2 separate regions of the Homo sapiens genome follow, and region 2 is linked to region 1. A link is a contact called in ENCODE Hi-C data. All regions are on one chromosome and are shown on one strand. Each heading gives the region's core, a stretch centred on a gene start or an enhancer-like site at or near the end of the contact. The rest is flanking DNA. Distances are from core to core; before and after follow the strand shown.

Region 1 (5,561 bases), core at 2,015-4,514:
CCTAGTGTTCTTAGTACAGTCCAGTGTGATGTAATGAAGAGAGGTTGATACATTACTGATGCATTCAGTGACAACATTTCATTAAGAAGGCTGTTCTGTTTTACACATCTGAAAACCAGTTAGAAAGTGACATGATTTGGATGTTTCCTCCCCTCCAAATCACGTGGTGAAATGCGACCTCCAATGTTGGAGGTGGACTGAGTGGGAGGTGTTTGGGTGTTGGGGGCAGATCCCTCATGAATGTCCTGGTGCTGTCCTCACAGTAAAGTGAGTTCTCACTCTATGAGTTCACATGAGATCTGGCTGTTTAAAAGAGCCTGAGTTTAAAAGAGAGAGCCTCCTCCCTCTCTCTTGCTCCCTCTCTTCATGCGATAGGCCTGCTCCCCCTTTGCCTTCCACCAGGATTGTAAGCTTCCTGAGGTCCTCTCACCAGAACCAGATACCAGCACCACACTTCCTGTACAGCCTGCAAAACTGTGAGCCAAAATAAACCTCTTTTCTTTGTAAATTACCCAGTATCAGGTATTCCTTTATAGCAATGCAAACGGACGAATGCAGAAAGAAAGGGTCTTCATTTCCTAACTTCAGAAACTACAGTCTTTGTAGTTTCCTTTGTAGTACCTTTGTAAAGACAAAGGTCTTTAAACAGTTTAGTGCTTAGTGTTCTCATTAAAGTATAATGTTATATAATGAACGTGGGCTGATAAATTATTGATGCATTGAAAGGCAACATTTCATTGAAAAAAATTCAAACTCAATCTCAGTTTAGAATCTTCCAAGTGAATGAGGACTTCTAACTCTGTTCAGGTCAAATGTAGCCCTCTCAGAGAAACTGACTGACCATGCTGTCTGAAGTTAACAGCTTCCGTTAATTTTGATTCTCTTACCCCATTTTCTTTTTCTTCATAGCACTGTCCGACATTGTATTATATATCTATTTATTTATTATCAGTTTTCTGTCTCCTTACTAGTGTGTAAGCTTCATTAGAGCAGACTTTGTTTTGATTATCAGTATATCTCCTGTGCATATGACAGTGCCTGACACTTATCACCATTACATAATGATTTATTGAGTAAATAAATTGAGTAATTTAATGATTAAATGGTTTGTTTCCATGTTCATGTTCCATCCAGACACATAGGCAGGTATTGTGGCTTATCTCTGAATTCCTTGGTACTGGCTGGTTGGTACCATAGACCCTTGCAAACAATGAATAAATAAATTACCCTGATCCATCAGTGTGCCTGGATAGAAAAGACATGTAGGAATGCTGCACCCCAGGATGTGCTATTAATACACTTATACACCACGGAATACTATGCAGCCATAAAAAAAAGAATGAGTTCATGTCTTTTGCAGGGACATGGATGAAGCCGGAAGCCATCATTCTCAGCAAAATAACACAGAACAAAAAACCAAACACCACATATTCTCATTGAGTATGTGGGAGTTGTTCAACTGTGGGAGTTGAACAATGAGAACACATGGACACAGGGAGGGAAACATCACACACCGGGGCCTGTCAGGGGGTGGAGGGCAAGGGGAGGGAGAACATTAGGACAAATAACTAATGCATGCAGGGCTTAAAACCTAGATGACGGGTTGGAAGGTGCAGCAAGCCACCATGGCACATGTATACCTATGTAACAAACCTGCACGTTCTGCACATGTATCCCAGAACTTAAATAATAATTAAAAAATACACTTAAATTTATTTTTAAACAAGATTGTTCTCTTGAGGTTAACTTATTACTACTTTGAGTTGTCAGGAGTGATTGCAAATTTCTTGGGAATCCCTAAGTCACCAAGAATAAAGACCACTTGTAATAGCTAAGGCATATTCAACAATAAAATTCTAGAGATTCAGGATATTTGATGTTTGCTTATAACATTTCACTTTTGAGCTTTTATTCGTTTAATAAATGTTTTATCATCTATGCTCAATAACATTTTAAAGTGTCCATTCAAATCATTTCATTGGGCAAAACAATGTTCCTTCCCTAATTTCCCTCATCAGAATAGCCATTTTGTCTCTGTGCTCAGCCTATACCACCAATTACTGTTTATTTCCTGTCCTTGTAATAAGCAACATAGTTATTTATACATGCCCATTTCTCCCACAGCACATAAGCTTTTTAAGGTTGGGAACCATGTCTTTGTCATTATTGTAACATCTCTTTCCATTCCCGGTGTTCAGTACGATGTGTTAAACGAAGTAGACACTCAAAACTTTTTAAAATTTATTTTTATTTATATAATGAGTCTTTTTTAAAAAAACCACCTACACTATTTTAAATTCATTTGAACTTTGTCCAGTATCCTATGTACATTTGAAGTTTAACTACCGGAAAAGTCTTTTGAAGGCAGATCGAATCATGTTATTTTTTTCCCTTAAAAATCCCTCATTTCTGTCATGTATTCCCCATATTATTTATGTAATAGGTAAAGTGGCCCAGTTTGCCACTTTGAAGTTGCTGAGCTGGTATCACAAGTCAGTCCCCTCTGTTTTAATCTCTGTTTAAGGAAAGTCACTCTGAAACGACAGATCTTTTGGTTCCTTATTTCTGCTTTCCTCCGTCCTCTTCTGCCTGTGAAGCCACCCTCCTCTGCTCAGCTCTGTTTCAGGAAATCGGAGCTGCTCGATTCATGTGTAGCAAATCAAAGCCAATTAGATCTGCGTTAACCTTGGTTTTCAACAACTTGTATCGTGAAAAGGTTTCTGTCCATGTTTACCCTCATCTTGTCACCATTTAGACCCCTACATACACCGGCTCGCGGAGCCTCCAGCCATTCAGCGCTAGAAAATCGGGGGGACTACGTCTTAAAACCTTGAGCACCTGTTTGGGAACATCTGCACCTCCTCCCTTGAGGGAGAAAACGACCCAGACATTCGCGTCAAAGGAAGTGTCGTCTATTTCCCTCAACGCAGGGCACCCGTTCTAGGAATGTTTGTATAAACACCGTAAACCTGCCTGGTACCACCATGAATGACACAAGAGCTAGTTTAAAAAGAAAGCAAAGAAACAAACGCAAAACCCGAAACCGCATCCTCCACCGCAAAGGTACTCGGATGGGGCGCCCGCCCTCCCCTTAGTCAGAGGACAAAGGGGGCGTGGCCGAGCGCGCGGCGCCCACGTGACCGCGGAGAGCTGCGCGCAGGCCCTTCGCGCGATCTGCCGTCATATCAGCTTATGGCGCCGGTCGCTGATTGGCTGGCCGCTCCAGCCTCCCGGCCCGCTTGCTGGCTGCCCAGCTGCTAGGACAGTTTGCAGAGCAGTGGCGTGCGGAGCGGCGGCGGACCACCTCCAGGTGGGGACGGTGGGTGGGCGGGGAAGGAAGCGGAATACACCTGAGCGGGCTGGGCCGGGGGGCGATGGAATAAAAGAAGATGGAGAGACTTCAGCGCCTGGGACTCGGGTGGGCGAGGCGGAAGGTGTCCTCGCAGCACGGCTTTTCTCCGCGCCGCGGTTGGTTAGCGAGTGCCCTCTGGGTGCTAGGCGTTGGGCGGATGGTAGGATCGCGGTAGCATACGGATCCGAGTCCTGCGCCGAGTGAGAGGAGAGGCTGGCAGGTAGCCTGGCATCCCGAAGACTGGCGGCGAGGGCTGGGCCGGGGGACCTCGGGGCCTGGAGGGCTGCGCCACCTGGGAGTCCGGGCGGAGGGGCCTTCCGCTCGCGCTGGGAGGGATCGCGGGGCCGATAGGGAGGCCTGGACTTGAAGGAGCCGACCGTGGACGGGCTTAAAGAAAATGCAGTGTTTGATGTTGGGTGTTGCAGATCTCTTACTCAAGGGAATTCTGGTCTGGCTGCTGAACACGAATGCTTTACTTTTCCCTTCGTTCTGGGAGGGTTTTTTTCTTTTAAAGGCCAGAAGAATCAGGCTGAAGAACTGGTCGGTATCAGAACTCCTGACCATTGCAAGCCTCTGTTGCTGCGGCGTAATTAGAATGAAGGGACAGCAATCTGGGGCTGAGGAGACTGAAAGGAAAAGGGAAATAATCTGTTCCTTTTGCATCATAAAAGGAAAAATAATGTATACTGACATCCCTGTGTTACAGCAGAGTAGATTTGGAGGTGGTGTAAGTGAAGAAAACAAGACCTCAGTACATAGAGTTTCCAAACTGGAAAGTTTGTGGCAGCTCGGTACTTTTAGAGGAAACCCTCTGGAAGTTATTTGTCTTTATATCACTATCATTTTTTAAAGTTTCTAATGATTGATACCTAGTAAATAATAACTGATCCTTGATCATTTACAGAGTGCTTTTCCATTCGTTATGTAATGTAATTAATTAGCATGGGGTGGTACTCAGAATCCCTCATCTGCATATAAAACATCTTGAGAGATAACATAACGTGGTAGCAAAGAGAAAGGTTGTGGAATGTACATCCCAGCTGGTTTTTTCTGTTATTGTTGCTTGCTACTGAACAAGTTATTTAAATACTCTGACCTCAGTTTCCCTATCTATAAAGTGGGGAGCATAGAAGTACCTATCTCATAGAGGTATAGGGATTAGATGAGGTTATACAAAAATAATACCTGGTTCTCAATAAATATTAGCTATCATTTTCTATACTTTTAAAGTAGGGCAAAAAGATAATGGTAGACTGAGTTGTTCTAAGCCTAATATTGTTATTATAACTGAGTTTTAAGAAGAAGTTTCTTTAATTCTGCAAGGACAAAGTATTTAAGTTTCTGTTTGAAGCAGTGGTACTTAATTTAGGGTCCTTGGGACCCCTAACTTCAGGGCTTATAACCCCTTAAAATTATATGAGCTTGTAGAGGCACTGAACATTTTTAAAAATTCAGGAGTTGACGACTTGAAGTAGTGGTGAAGAGGCTATAGAACTTGGCAGAAGTTCACGTACTTTGCAACTAGATTGTGTGTATTTGAATCCTAGCTCCAGCATTTATTTACTCTTATGACCCTATGCAAGTTACTTAAAATTTCTGTGCCCAGCTTCTTCATCTATAAAATAATACTAGTACCTACCTTTGAGGCTTCTTGAAAGGGAAAATTAGTTAATATATTTAAAATATTTATATTACCTAGTATATATTAAATATTACTATCAACTACTGTCAGTTATTTTTCAAACAAAAATCAAGTGGCACCTATTTTATCTTCTATTGAAGTAATTTTGACGCATTTTTGACGGCCTTAACAGTGATAATCATATAGATGCTATTTTATTGAGTACCTTTCTTGGGTCAAATGTCAAAAGTCTACTTAGTCTCTAAACCTCACAGCAATCAAACATGTTTGTGTTCTTTTTGGTTGCACGATACTATTCTAGGTATTGTATTGAAGTAGGGCCACATGGCACTGTGGGGAACATGTAGATTGGCTCATCAGCTGTTACCAACCTTTAGTGATATAGCAATATCCTTTTCAATTATTAAATGTTTATGTTATCTGATATTACGTAGTACCCTGTCCCTGCTACACCACCTCCCTTGGCAGTCTTCACCCCTATAACTTCAACTACTACCTGTATACTAACCAGGCTCGCTTTTGAACTTCACATTTATATTTACATGTGGCCTATTGCTTATATCTAAG
Region 2 (5,827 bases), core at 347-2,846, 820 kb after region 1:
CACTGATGCAATTTAGGAGTTTCTCCGATGCAATTGAGAAATGCAAAAGGGAGGTTCTATAGGCAGGGTCTTTTCTGCCTGGAGCTTTTAAGATCACTGAGGAAAAATAACTCAGATTCTCACTCTTTCTCTCCTCCCAGCTTCTGAGCTGCCCTGCGGGCTCAGTTCTCACTGTGGGTAGGTATGGGTCAGGGTAGTGGAAAGAAAGCAGAGAAGGGGACACTAGAATAGCTTAAAGTAAAAGCTCTGAAACACCTTTTCCATTTCCTTTTCCTTTTTTCCCCACAGATTTAGTTCTACTCACTCTAATAACAGAGTTCATAAAAGATTACTGGAATTTCTATTTCTTTCAGTTCCACAGGTTTTTTTTTTTGTAAAGGGAAAGAAAGGTTAGACTTATTTACAACACAATGACAATCTCTGATTCTTCACTTTAAGCAAATAAAGACGCCTAGTGAAATAAATGGATTGTGTTATTTAAAATTGAAAGCTTATGTGAACCACCACTCAGAAACATGCTTAAAAAATACAGAAAGAAAATGAAAACCCTGTGACTACACAAGATTATTCTGATGCCAAATGCTGAGTGTACAACTAAGTAGAGTAATTGTTAATAATATGACAAGTACCTACTTCCAATGTACAAATGAAATACACTCAAAACTGCAAAGGACAGTGGCACTGTACGCTGCCCTAAGGTTTACCATCACATAGCTTTTTGTTTTTTCATGAATTTGCAAGATTTGTTTTAATTAAATGCCATTTACTTTTAACTAGCCAGTTTATCCTTTTTAAAAATTTTATTGTTTCTCTGCACAATTTGAACCAAATTTGGAAAAGTTATGGGTAAAAGTGGGTAGAAAAGACTGTTAAGAATTGGGTCTTATTGAAATCAAGTTTCCTTCTGTGTTGTGCAGCCTGAATAATGGGCGAAATCTGTCCTAATATCTTGCTGCATCTGTCCTAACTCACTCCTTTTACAGGGCCTCAGCAGAGGAATTGCATAACAATGTAACTTGTATCCTGGTTAAATAGGAAGGTCTCTGAAGCACATGTCCAGGAACATTCCGCTTCATGGCAGAGGAGCCAAGATTGTACCTTTTAAGAGAAAGCACTGTTTCCTTAGGCAACATAGGTTCTTTGTTGGAACCCAAGAGCGCCTCCAGTGGCAGGCGTGCTTTTGCCTCTGGATAAATGGAACTGCCAGAGGCTCGCTCTATCCATCCTGTGTAGAGCACACACTCAGATTCTAGGATCTCAAAGAAATGTATTTCCTGGCCCTCTATAGGCAACAAAGTCACCATAATTTGAAGCTATTATGGAAGAAAGTCCAAAATTTAACTTCCATTCGCTTTATTCAGCAAGTTTTTATAAGGCAGATCTCATATGGACTATGCTTTGCATAAGCACGGTGTTAGATGGGAAGAAAAAAGTGGTGGGATCCTTCCTCCTCTTCCTTTCTTCCCAGCTCCTGCTATTCATGGAATTTCCCTTGATTTCAAGTGGCTACTCACCAAAATCCTCAACTGAAAACAGCTTCCAAGGGGTCATGTACTTATTCAATTCTCTTCTCTCTTTTCTCCAAACACAACATCATCTGACCAAGGTTTGCATGCATAAGCATTGCTAATTAACGATAAGTCTCCACGATGTCCTCCTCTCAGTAAGTTTGACACACAGACCTCAGCGAAGCTGTATGTACTGCCTAAAAGTAGGAAAGATCTCCACGTTGATTTCTGAATTGTAAAAGGCAGGGATATGTTTTGGACTTCTTGTCCCTTACTGTGAACAGACCTAAGAGTACTTACTTTATTTTTTAGAAAGAACCCGGAGCTGCTGATGTCTGAGGGAGTCGTTTCAACAGAGACTAGAATATCGAGAGAGAAAATTGATCCAGCTCTCTTGTCTGGTGCTTATAAAACATGAAAGTATCACCCTCGCCATGGCAGACCACAGGGAATGATCAGTGTGAATTGTTAAGTCCTCTTCTCAGTGATGCTTGCAAGCAATTTCCCTGGGGAAGCAACAAGTTCCTGACCACAGTGTTGTACACAAATAAATAAACAAAATGCTATTACTTTTTGTTCTTCACATTGGGAAAAGTTCAGAAACATCTTGTTTCAATTGATGGGCTGGAATTACAGAAACATTTTAATTTTGTCTTTCCTTGCTAGTTCTGTGCCTGAGATGTATTGGTAAAATGGAACATGAGTCATATTTCTAATTGGGAAAAGCCTGGTAATCATGGGCAACCCAGATCTGGGTGACTTACAGAGTATTTTTGTGTTGAGAGAGAAAAGACACTAAAAGTAGAAGTTTCTTACTTAGCAGCAGCAGAGAGGCTATAAGATTGAATCTGGTGTTTCACATGGCCTGTATCATGGTATAATGAGAAGGAATGTGTCTTGCACAAATTAGCCTATAGACCTTTCTAATCAGGACCAATATGTGACATATACAAAGGCAAGATCAGCTGTAAGGAAGGATTCACTCCTTTACCACCAAGCCATGGAGACTGCTTGAGTCATCATGGCCTTGGTCTCTTGATTTCCCTTATGTTATTTGAGTAGAAACTCAGGCACCAATGATGCCCCCAGTTAACCATAACCATAATGGTAGCATCCAATACCATTTTTAAAAAAGTCAGGGTTGTAGACAAAAGACTGATGTAGACCAGTGGAGAAGACAAGAGGGAGTTATGCAGCCTACTCTGAGAGCAAAGTCTGGTTTGGATCTTCTCTGCTACTTTTGTACATTTCATGCTAGAGGCAGAACAAGTATCCAGGGAACACTTTGGAACTTTCCTAAATTTACAGAGGGGCCTGTAACATTCAATTAGGGGGAACACAGAATGTTCTACTCTAGCAAAATTTATAGGTAGTATAAGAAATTCCATCAAGTGTCTTGTGGAAAACTGAATGCATAAAAGTAAGGATGTGGATAATGGGATCATTCAATATAGATTTCAAACCAAAGTCCGCTGCTTAATAACTCTGAACTTGGGCAGAGTACTTAACCTTACTGAACATCAGATTCTTTATTTGTAAAATGGGGACCATAATATCTTCTTTGCTCAATTATTTGGGGGATTAATGAGGGAAGGAATATAAATTATCACAAGATCTGGTATATAGTAAGAACTTTGCAATGTTTTTTTCCTCTCTTTATTGATGAATGCTTTCCAGATTTCTATTTGGCCTCTTCTCTTTGAGTTTATAGAATACTAATTTTCTGTACTTTGTGGCAAATCTATTCAATTTAACAGTTTTTAAAATTTATTATAATGTGAGACATGGAATATGAAGAATAAATAATGCATACCATTTTTATAAAAGAGACTCATAATCTACTGAGAAAGCTAGAAACATGCTGGGTCACTATACATTAGACAAGGTTAAGTGGAATAATTTGGTTATTTAAACATTTGGGAGAAGGGGTGATCTAATTATATACCAGGCACCATACAAGGTGGCAAAGACCCAAAGATGTATAAGATGCAATTATTGAACTCCAGGGCCCTTAATTTTTTTTCTTTTTCTTTTTTTTTTCTTCTTCTGGTTTTTTTTGTTTGTTTTGTTTTGTTTTGTTTTGTTTTTTATACAAGAGTCTTGCTCTTGTTACCCAGGCTGGAGGTCAGTGGCGCAACCTCAGCTCACTGCAACCTCTGCTTCCCGGGTTCAAGTGATTCTCCTGCCTCAGCCTCCTGAGTAGCTGGGATTACAGGCACCCGCCACCATGCCCAGCTAATTTGTGTATTTTTAGTAGAGACAAGGTTTTACCATGTTGGCCAGGCTGGTCTTGAACTCCTGATCTCAGGTGATCCACCTGCCACGGCCTCCCAAAGTGCAAGGATTACAAGTGTGAGCCACCACGCCCAGCCTAGGCCCTTAATTTAGTACAGGAAGAGACATGTGAACAAACTTCAACAGAAGATGGAGAGAACAAATGATACTGAGTAAAGAAGTAACTCGAAGGACAAGAAATCACTTTTGTTGGTAGTGTCAGGGAAGGTTTCACAGAGGAGAAAATATCTAGGCTAGATATACAAAAATAACTAGGTTAGTAACTTAGATAAAATGGACAAATTCACTGAAAAATACAACCTACTAAAACTGACACAGATATAACAGAAAACCTAAATAGCACTATATTTATTAGGGTAATTCAATTCATTATCTAGACCTTTCCACACAGAAAATTTTAGCTTCAAATGGTATCACTGGTGATTTGAATCAAAATATTCAAGTACAAAATGACACTAGTCTTATAAAATTCTTCAAAAAATAGAGGAACAGGGAATTCTTGACAACTTATTTTTTTTTTATCAAATCAGGCAAAAAAGTTACATAACAATTATAAACCAATATTCTGCATAAGCATAGAGGCAAAAATCCTTAACAAGATTTTAATCAAATCTAACAACATACAAAAAATACATCCTGGCCGGGTGCAGTGGCTCACGCCTGTAATCCCAGCACTTTGGGAGGCCAGGGTGGGCAGATCACAAGCTCAGGAGTTCGAGACCAGCCTGGCCAACATGGTGAAACCCCATCTCTACTAAAAATACAAAAATTAGCCGGGCATGGTGGCGCATGCCTGTAGTCCCAGCTACTCGGGAGGCTGAGGCAGTAGAATTGCTTGAACCCGGGAAGCAGAGGTTGCAGTGAGCTGAGATCACACCACTGCACTCCAGCCTGGGCGACAGATCAAGACTCTGTCTCAATAAAAAATAAAAAAGAAAAAAGAAATACAGCCTGACCAACTAGGGTTTATTCCAGGAATGTAATTTTGGTTTGATATTCAAAAATCAATCAACATACTTGATATTATCAATAAAATAAATGAGAAAACGTATATCATTATTTCAATACATGAAGAAAAACTTTGATAAAATTCAACATCTATTGATGATTTATAAATAAAAAACCCACCTCTCAGCGTATCAGGAACAGAGAGGAATTTTCTCAATCTGATAAAGAACATTCTACAAAAAAATATATTGTTATCTTCATACTTAATGGTGAACTATAATATAATTTTCCCCTAAGATTGAGAACCAAGCAAAGACACCTGCTCTTACCACTTCTATTCAGCATTGCTCTGGCTATCTTAGTCATTGTAACGAAGCAAAAAAAAAAAAAAAAAAAAAAGAGAAAAGCATAAATAGAAAAAGAAGTAAAACTGCCTCTATTTGTAAGCAGCATAATTGTTCATGTAACCAGAACATCTTAAGGGAATCTACATAACAATGACTAGAGCTACTAACTGCATTTAGTAAAATACCAAAATACAGGATTAATACACACAAGTCAATTATATTTTTAAATACTAACAGCAAATAAAGGGAAATAAAATTTAAAAATCCACTTATTAAAAAACATAAAACACTCAGAAATAAATTTTCAAAAATATTAATGTAGTGAGTTGCATTGGGTCCCCCAAAAGATATGTCTACCTGGAACTTAGAATGTGATCTTTTTTTGGGAATAAAATGTTTTTGCACATGTAATTAAGGTAAAGGTCTTATCTTGAATAAGGATGGGCCCTAAATCTAATGACACTGTTCGTATAGGAGACAGAAAAGGAGACACTGAAACGCAGAAGAAGAAGATCATGTGAGCATGTGAAGCGAGAGGCAAAGATTGTAGTGATGTGCCTACAAGCTGAGGAATGTCAAGGATTGCTGACAACACCCGAAGTTAGGAGAGAGGCACGGAATAGATTCTCCCTCAGAGCTTCCAGAAAGAATCAGCCCAGCCCACACTTTGATTTCGGACTTTTGGCTTCTTAAACTAAGGAATAAATTTCTGTTGTTTTTAAACAACCC

What was found. A loop is a pair of places that touch in the nucleus more often than their neighbours do. Pooled maps may share reads with other maps.
Region 2: a loop to region 1 is called in a pooled map of heart left ventricle, with 2.3 times the contacts of the local background. The contact joins the promoter of BLID here to the promoter of SC5D in region 1. A Hi-C loop is called at or near these places in 2 of 168 maps with a recorded cell type or tissue (chondrocyte and sigmoid colon) and 4 of 50 pooled maps.

Annotation. Positions count from the first base shown.
Region 1 is chr11:121,289,507-121,295,067 of GRCh38, forward strand. It overlaps SC5D (sterol-C5-desaturase), which reads left to right and starts at 3,265. Exons shown (of 5, transcript NM_006918.5): 1 at 3,265-3,310. RefSeq lists an enhancer at 3,007-3,056 and a silencer at 3,227-3,276.
Region 2 is chr11:122,114,619-122,120,445 of GRCh38, forward strand. It overlaps BLID (BH3-like motif containing, cell death inducer), which reads right to left and starts at 1,597. Exons shown (of 1, transcript NM_001001786.3): 1 at 722-1,597. The coding sequence starts at 1,304. The coding sequence ends at 978. The region is part of intron 4 of MIR100HG (mir-100-let-7a-2-mir-125b-1 cluster host gene); the gene reads right to left.